Linked DNA regions of Homo sapiens: region 2 is linked to region 1. A link is a loop called in an ENCODE intact Hi-C map of the cell type or tissue named here. Cell type or tissue: PC-9. All regions are shown on one strand. Each heading gives the region's core, and the rest is flanking DNA. Links, peaks and the distances in the headings are about the cores only.

Evidence for each region. A loop is a pair of places that touch in the nucleus more often than their neighbours do. Peaks named below come from ENCODE experiments on the same cell type or tissue, not always from the same donor. Only the 100,000 strongest peaks of a DNase experiment are listed, where the experiment ranks them.
Region 2: a loop joins it to region 1, with 7 times the contacts of the local background. A loop is called at or near these places in 1 of 110 quality-filtered maps.

The regions. Positions count from the first base shown.
Region 1 is chr5:176,821,306-176,826,592 of GRCh38, forward strand. All of the region lies in intron 1 of UNC5A (unc-5 netrin receptor A), which reads left to right. Among named protein-coding and RNA genes, the nearest start is that of UNC5A, 13 kb to the left of the region's middle. In PC-9, for the core only: no CTCF peak of the experiment used is centred there; DNase peaks (open chromatin) are centred at 1,176 and 2,046; H3K4me3 peaks cover 1,152 bases; H3K27ac peaks cover 2,500 bases.
Region 2 is chr5:176,692,022-176,694,521 of GRCh38, forward strand. No RefSeq gene overlaps it. Among named protein-coding and RNA genes, the nearest start is that of TSPAN17, 46 kb to the left of the region's middle. RefSeq lists an enhancer at 719-1,263. In PC-9, for the core only: no CTCF peak of the experiment used is centred there; DNase peaks (open chromatin) are centred at 540 and 1,160; H3K4me3 peaks cover 1,051 bases; H3K27ac peaks cover 1,888 bases.

The DNA.
Region 1 (5,287 bases), core at 1-2,500:
CCTGCCTACCTGGATATCTTGTAGTTGCCCTGGCACTTTTCTAGGGACCTTCCTTCTCCAGTTCCTTTAGGATCACACAACCAGAGGTCCATTTTTGAGACCCACTTGGTCTCAAGACCTCTTTCCTTTCAGACCCCTGGCTCCACTGGAGGCCCGTCTTTGGTGTGAATTCCTGAAGTCCACCACCCAAATGCCAGGACGCCTTGAGAGTGGTCAGCATTCTGCCTCCTCCCACAACAGTGTGGTGTCCTGTCGAATGGTTAACAGTTGGCTCTTCAGGCAGGCTGGGGAACTAATTTGCCAATTTCCATGGTGTAAATACTCCCACCACAGCCTATATCAAGCTACCAATGTGATGTCAACTGGCTTAAAAATTCTAGAAATTGTAGTGATTGGCTGTCCTGAGCCAGGACGAGCTGGCCGCATACACCACTGCTCCTGACCAAGGTCACTCCCAGCCCCCTCTGAAGTGACCGCAGGCAGGGAGTGGACAAAGGCATCTCAGGCCTTCCCCTGCAGGACCTATTGACTTCCCAGGCTGAGAGGGGCAGCTTACCTCCTGGACACCAGACTCTGGTTAGGCCTTCCCCTGCAGGACTAATTGACTTCCCAGGCTGGAAGGGACAGCTTCCCTCCTGGACTTTAGACTCTGGTAGGTCGAAAGGTAGAGAGTCAGCTAGGACCTGGGAGGACTGTGCTTAAGAGCCAGGGCTCTGATGTGGATTAGAATCCTGAACTGGGTGAACTTGGGCAGGTTATTTAAGCTCTCTGTGCCTCAGTTTGCTCACCTGGAAAATGCAGACAATGAAAGGTTCCTACCTCATAGGGCTGCAAGGATTAAACGAGTCATTCTGTGTGGTGCATGCAGCCTGATGCCGGCTCACAGTAAATGCTCTGCAGGTGCGAGCTGTGTGGCCCGCGGGGCGGGGGATGCTCACTTTTGGCCCCCCTCTGTGACACGCCCTGGAAGTATTTGTGTGGAGGGGTGTGCGGAGCAGGATCTGCGGTTGATAAAACTGGCAGCAGCAGGTATCAAGGGCAGGGCCTGCAGGCCTGGAATCTGAGCAGGATCTTCGATTGATGAAACTAGCAGCAGTGGGCGTCAAGGGCAGGGCCTGCAGGCCTGGAATCTTGGGAAGGTGTTCATTCTTGGATAATGAGCATTCATGAGGGGGCCTGAGAAGGAAGGTTGGCGTGGTGAAGGGTGAGTCACCAGAGTGACTTGGCTGAGTAGGACTCCTGACACCTGAGAGCCCGGGTGTGTCTCCAGGACATGCAGAGCAGAGAGGTGGCAGAGGCCACAGCCACATTTGAGAGCCCAGACAGGCCCAACAAGGACAGCCCACCTGCTGGCCTCAGGCCAACCTGTGACTTCAGAGCTGGTCCCTGGGCACCCCCTGCCTCTGCCCCAGAGTTCTGGGAACCCTGAGGCCAGAACAGGAGAGGGACTCAGGCTGGGACCTTGGCATGTGGTGGGATTTGGCCAGACAATGAGGGGAGGAGAAGGAGTGGACAGGCAATCCCAGTGGCAGCCTGTGTACAGGGCAGCCGGGAGGCGTGCAGCCCCGCTGGAGCAGACGGTGCCTGTGGGGTGCCAGCAAGCGACAGGGCTGTGACCACATCTCTGAGCTGGGGAGTGACAGGCAGTGAGCAGTGTTTAAGGAAGATTAATCTGGCAGCCCATGGAGGATGGATAGGAGCAGGGAGAGGCTGGAGGCAAGGAGACCAGCCGGGAGGCTGCCGTGGTCATCCAGGCAAGAAATGACGAGGCGTCCCTCCCTGATGGCGGGCAGACAGCAGGGATGGAGTAAGAGAGATGGATGTGGGAGACGCTGCAAAGGGGGAGATGTTGCATCTGGATGCTGCATGTGGGGGGGCGAGGGAGGGGGAGGAGGCAAACATGATTCAGAGCTCTGGAGCCTGGGGAAGTGATGTCAGAAACAGAAAATAGATGGGGAGCTGGGTTGGGGGAGAAGCTGAAAGAGCAAGAGGCTCCGCCCAGGGAGCTCCACCCTGCCAGGCTATGTGCAGAGTGTGGACAGGGCGCCTGGGTCACAAGCAACAGAAACTGGCTCTGGTCACGTGAAGCCAAGGGAGCGGAACAGCGTTTCCGGGTCAGGCAGGCACTGGGGGCGAAGGGCAGACTTAAAGCCAGCCGTGGCCCAGGAGAGACGTCCAACAGGTCCTGGTGGTGCTGGGGCCATCCGGTTTCCTTTAGGGCACTGAAAGCCGTCCGGGAAAGGTGGATTTACTTGGTTCTGTGAAGCCCTACGGGGTAGGTCGGTATCAGCAGGGAGAGACACAGGGAGGCTGAGGGAGACCCTCCCAGCAAGCAGAGGCTCGGAGGTCTGGGCACGATGAGAGCCTCCACAGGGGGGCTCTATGGGACAGTCAGGGAGACCCTGGACAGGGGCAGGTGGCCTCGGTGAGTCTCGGTGGGAAAAGGGAAAGGACGGCTGGATACTGACTTGGACTCCTCTCAGCTCCACCCTATTTGGTCTTGAGAAGTTTCTTACCCTTTGAGAACTGGGCTTTCTGGACGGATGGCTCCATCTCGAGGGGGTTGGTAGTTTCTCTGCCGCCCATTGTTTTAACTGCTGAAATACTTTCTCAGGGCACAGCACCTCCACCCTCCTTTGGCGACCTCCCGCCATGGGGCCCTGGTGGGACTGTCAGTTATGAGAACCCAGCCTCTCCCTGGAGAAAGCACCTGTCCCAGCTGGCGAATGGTCCCGGAGATCCTGGGCACATGATTGGGCCAGGCTGGCCACATGGCCTGGGTTGAGCCAGTCAGGATCCTTGCCAGGGCTTCTCCCGCCTGGAGGCGGAGGTGCGGCCCCGATGCCTCCCGGGTTGGAGGCAGCAATGATGCAGGTTCCGACACTGGCCCAGGACTATTTCCCCCATGTGTGGAAAGCGGCCGTGGGGCTGAGGCGGGTGAGGCCAGCGCACAGGGAGATCAGGGACAAGCGGAGGGAGGAGGCTGTCCCAGTGGCCCCGAGGCCCTGAGGCTCTGGTCCCTGCAGCTTTTCTCAGTCCTGTGAGCTGCTGTTAACAGCCTTCCTGGCCCTAGATCCACAAACTTCCCGCTTTAACGCCCGTGTGAGTTGGGTTTCTGTGTCCTGCACCTGAAAGGGGCCTGACCGAGGATCTTAGGAGAAAGATGATGATGTGAGCAAAGCGCCCACCCAGAGGTAGCAAGGTGGCAGCAGGCAGGGCATTTAGCCCCCACGCGGCAGATAGAACATTCTAAAAAAAAAAGAGAGAAAGAGAGAGAATTCACATAAAAATCCAAATGTCAGGCTTCTCTTGAAAAAGCAAAAGATCTGGGCTGGGCCCAGCAAGCCCATTTTCCTGGGTGGCTGGGGCTGGAACCTGGATGCCACTTTGGCAGATGAACACCCCCTACTGCTAGGTGCCTCCATGCCCATGCACCCCCAGTGCCTGTGCACTCCCTGCCCTGTGCACCCCCACCACCTGTGTGCCCCCTGCTCTGTGTACCCCCTACCTTGTGTACTCTCTGTCCCAGGCACTCTCACCACTCCGTATCCCCCACCCCATGCACCCCCAGTGCCTGCGCACTGCCCTCTCTTTGCCACTCACCCCCGCTCCCGTGCACACCAAGGCTGCGTCTCCCCACCCTGTGCACAGTGCTTGGTGGGTGTCAGGTACTGAGGCCATGGGCAGGGCCATCCCTCTCCTTCCCTCCCTCCCAGCTCTTGGAGTCTGCATTTGGGGCCTTAGATTTCGCCTGTTCAGTTTGAAGTGGTGGAGGATAGTCAGGTGGAAACATCTAAAAGATAATTGGAAACTGGGAGTGGCACTTTCAGATGCAATAAGGGTGGGAAGTGGAGTTGAGAGACCCTTTCATAAGGAGCTGATCACCGACATGCATGAGCTCGAATCCCATTCAAAGAGGATGATTAGGGAATGGCCATGGCTGGGGTGGAAAGGAGGATTCAGGGGACAATTTTGAGGAAGCCAAAAGGGGGCCCGGGAGAGAGCAGTAGGGGCCCAGGAGTGTGTGTAAGGTTTTGAGCAGGAGGGGAGGCAGCCTTGAGGAAGGCTTTGGCGAAGGACCCGCCGATGAGGCCTGGAGGACACGCTGGGAGGAGGCAGGGAGAGCGGCCGGAGGACGCTGTGCTCAGAAGCAGCAGGAGTGAACTGGGACAGTGTGAACAGTGTAGACAGACAGGACACAGAGGCCATTTGGAATCTGCAGAGCATGGAAGGATACCAGGTAGAAAAGGCACAGGATGCAGTGAAGGTTTCAGGGAGAAACTTGGGAAAGGGGGGCGAGGGCAGGACAAGCATACTTGCTGAGCACTGGCGATGTACTTGCACGAAAGCTCTCGATGGGTAGCTCAGAGGTGAGTGACGTGCCCACATCCCACAGCTACCATGGCAGAGCTAGGTGCCAGCCCCAGCTCCATGGCAGCAAAATGGGCAGAAGGTCCAGAGCCTCATAAAGCTTTTAAGAGAAGCAGAGGGGATGGGCTGAGGGACAAAGCTAGGTGACAATGGCACCTGAGCCATTAAATAAACATTTATTGAGCACCTGCTGGCGCCAGGCCCGGCGTCAGGTGCCACAGATGAGCATGAGGGCCGTGTGACCATGAGGGAGCTGGAAGCAGGGGCATGCTGGGTAGCCAGTGAGACAGGACAGTCCTGGAAGAGGTGACACTTGAACTGAGACCTGAATGACAGAAGGAGCAGGCTGCGGGTGCAGCAAAGGGCCTACTCTGGTCTGGTCACAGGGAATGTGGAGCTGGGTGAGGAGAGGTGTGATGACTTGTGTCTGTGTTCATTTATACATGCATAGAAGCCACCTCTGCTTCCAGAGACGCACAGCAGGAGGGGCTGAGGGCACATTTGCTAGGGTTAGCTGGTCGGAGGGGGCCTGGCTCCCAGACCTGCTCTGCTGCTACAGCACAAGCCCAGGCCAGATACACTCTTCTGCCCCATCTATGAAATGGGAAGAATGACTGGGCCTGGGCTATCATGGAGCGGATCCTGAGGCCTGGGACAGGGGCAAGGGTAGAAGCCATGGGAGGGCGCAGGGAGCAGGCCAGGCAGGCTACTTCCACCCTTCGCAGGCCTCAGCAACCCCAGGATCAAACAGTAACTGGTAAAATGAGCTTAGTCCAACCGATGAAGTTGGACTTTGATGCATATATATTTTTTCTTTCCATTTTTTTAATTCTTCTTTGCCATTTTTTAATCAAGGTGAAATTCACGTAACATAAAATTAACCGTTTTAAGTGCACAATTCATTGGCATTGAGTAC
Region 2 (2,500 bases), core at 1-2,500, 130 kb before region 1:
TGAGACAGAGTCTCACTCTGTCACCCAGGCTGGAGTGCAGTGCTGCAATCTCGGCTCACTGCAATCTCTGCCTCCTGGGTTCAAGCAATCCTCCCACCTCAGCCTCCCAAGTAGGTGGGACTACAGGCATGCACCACCATGCCTGGCTAAAGTTGTTGTTTTGTTTTGTTTTGTTTTGGTAGTGACAGGGTTTCACCATGTTGGCTAGGCTGGTCTCGAACTCCTGAGCTCAAGTGATCTGCCTGCCTCAGCCTCGCAAAGTGGGGGGATTACAGGCGGTGAGCCACCGCGCCTGGCCCTCATTCTGTTTGCATTTACATCTCATTGCGTGAGAGAGACAATGAGCCCACAAACAGGAAGCCATCTGAGAGTGGACAAGGCTTCCTAAAAGTCTTAGGAAGAAAAAAAGGGAGGTGATGTGATAGAGACTGGTGTGCACATGGCACGGAGTCTCTGTGACTGGGCTGTGAGGAGGTGGCGCTGGAGCTGAGACCTGAGTGTGAAGAGGACAGGGATTGTGGGGAGGAAGGCCAGGGGGCCGGAGGGCAATGAGTGAGGGTGGAGGTGAGACCAGCAAGTTGGGCAGGGCCAGGTGACATGTCTTGGTAAGCACAGTGACATGTTTTGCATTATTCTAAATGCAAAAGGGAAGCCACTGGGGGCTTTCAGAAGGATATGGGACAAAGATTTGAGTATTAGGCACGCCCCAGGTGCTTAATAAATGTCTGCAGCCTGGGGTAGGGCGTATCCAGCCGGCCCTTCTCAGGCTCAGCTAGTCCCTCTCTTGTCCTGCCTACCTCACACCCCCAGCTCCTGAGCAGGGGACCCCTCGGGCTGCCTTTTCCATCTTCTTGGCCCTGCCTCATCCTCCCCTAGGGCTGTTTGCTCCCTCCAGAGCAGGCGACCATAATTGCTGCTTTCCACAATGACATAAAAATCTAAGAGGCACAATCAATACAGCGCACACACATCATCGTCTTTCATTGCAAACGATAAAAGTGTAAACAGCAGGGGTGGCGGCAGCTCTGGAGGCTGCAGTGGGGGCAGGGCGGGCTGCCACCACTTCCCTGACTGTCACCCTTCTTCTGGGACACAGGGCTCTTCCAGGTGCGAGCGGGAGTGCCTTCCCCACTCTGGGGAGTGGCACCCCTCATTAAAGCCCATTCAGGGAAGTGGTTTTTCCTGTTTTTGCTTCCAGATGCAGCAACCCCAGTTTCTTTAACCCGACTTCAGAAATCCAATTTGTCCTCTGTACTTTAAAAGCTTTTCCCTTGCTTCCCCTGCATCCAAAATACAGAGCTAGGGGTGGCTTCTGGTGGCAGAAGAACTTGTTGGGGTTTTGCCTGTCACAAGCCCATGAACTGACCTCGACCCCATTTTAACCCCAGCTCTTGACAGCCAACTTCTTTCGCCACCTGTCCAGCCTGCCACCCACAGCTTTTCTTGGAACGTGCACAGAAACCATTATATCCCCAGCTCCCACACACTCCCGGCGACGACTTCCTCAAACTAGTTACTTAATGAACGTCATCCAATTCCGATTCCGTCTTGCTGTAGTCTCATTTGCGAAAGCCAATCTGCTTTATGATTCTAACCTCTGGCTAGCAACTGCTCCCAATTTCATGTCATCCATAAACTTGATGAACGATTAGCTTGCTTCTCTGCAGTCATTCATTTATTTATTCAACCGGTATTTAGTGAGCGCCTACTGGATGCTGGGTGCTGGATACAGAGTTACAGGAGACGCAGGTCCTGGGCTGAAGAGACTCCTGTGGGGAGGCGGAGCCCACGTGAAAATGGTTCCCATTTATGTGATCTGTGCTCAACTGGGGCAGGGGAGAGAGCCAGCTCCTTCTTGGTGCGGGGGGCGGGGGGCAGTTTACATTTGCCTGAAGATGCTGGAGGGGATTTTGGCAGCTGGAGAAGGAATGACGTTCCAGTCAGAGAGACTAGAATGTACGTAGGCAAATTGCTCTGGGTGATGATGGGGAAGAAATCTGCTGGTATATACATGTCCAGGGCTGATGAGAGCTTCAGCTTGGAGCCGTCTAGAACCAGGAGGGCTCCTGTCTGTCTCTTGGCTCTGCTCGTTTCCACATTAGCTTCGTCCTGAGGCTCCATGTGGTAGTAAAAGGGTTATACCTTCCCAGGGTCAAATCCAGGAACAAAGAACGTCCCCTCCAGTCTCACTGGGTCTTACTGGGTCACATGTCCATCCCTGGTCGATCATGGTAGTTGGAGAAATTTAAGTTCTCTGGCCTGGCCTGAGCCACATGGCAGCCTTGGACCCTGGGGCGAGGTCTGCTACATCTGAAGCTCATGGATTGAAAGCGGGGACGGTGGGGACTCCCAGAGAGAAACTGGGTGCTGTTAGCACCGAGAAGGACGAACGGATGTGGGGCTGGAGAGACACAGATGATATCCACTCTGTGGTCACCAGCTGGCTCGTGCTCCCAGGTGGTGGAAGGGGAGCCATTGGTTCCTTTCTGTGCAATGGGTA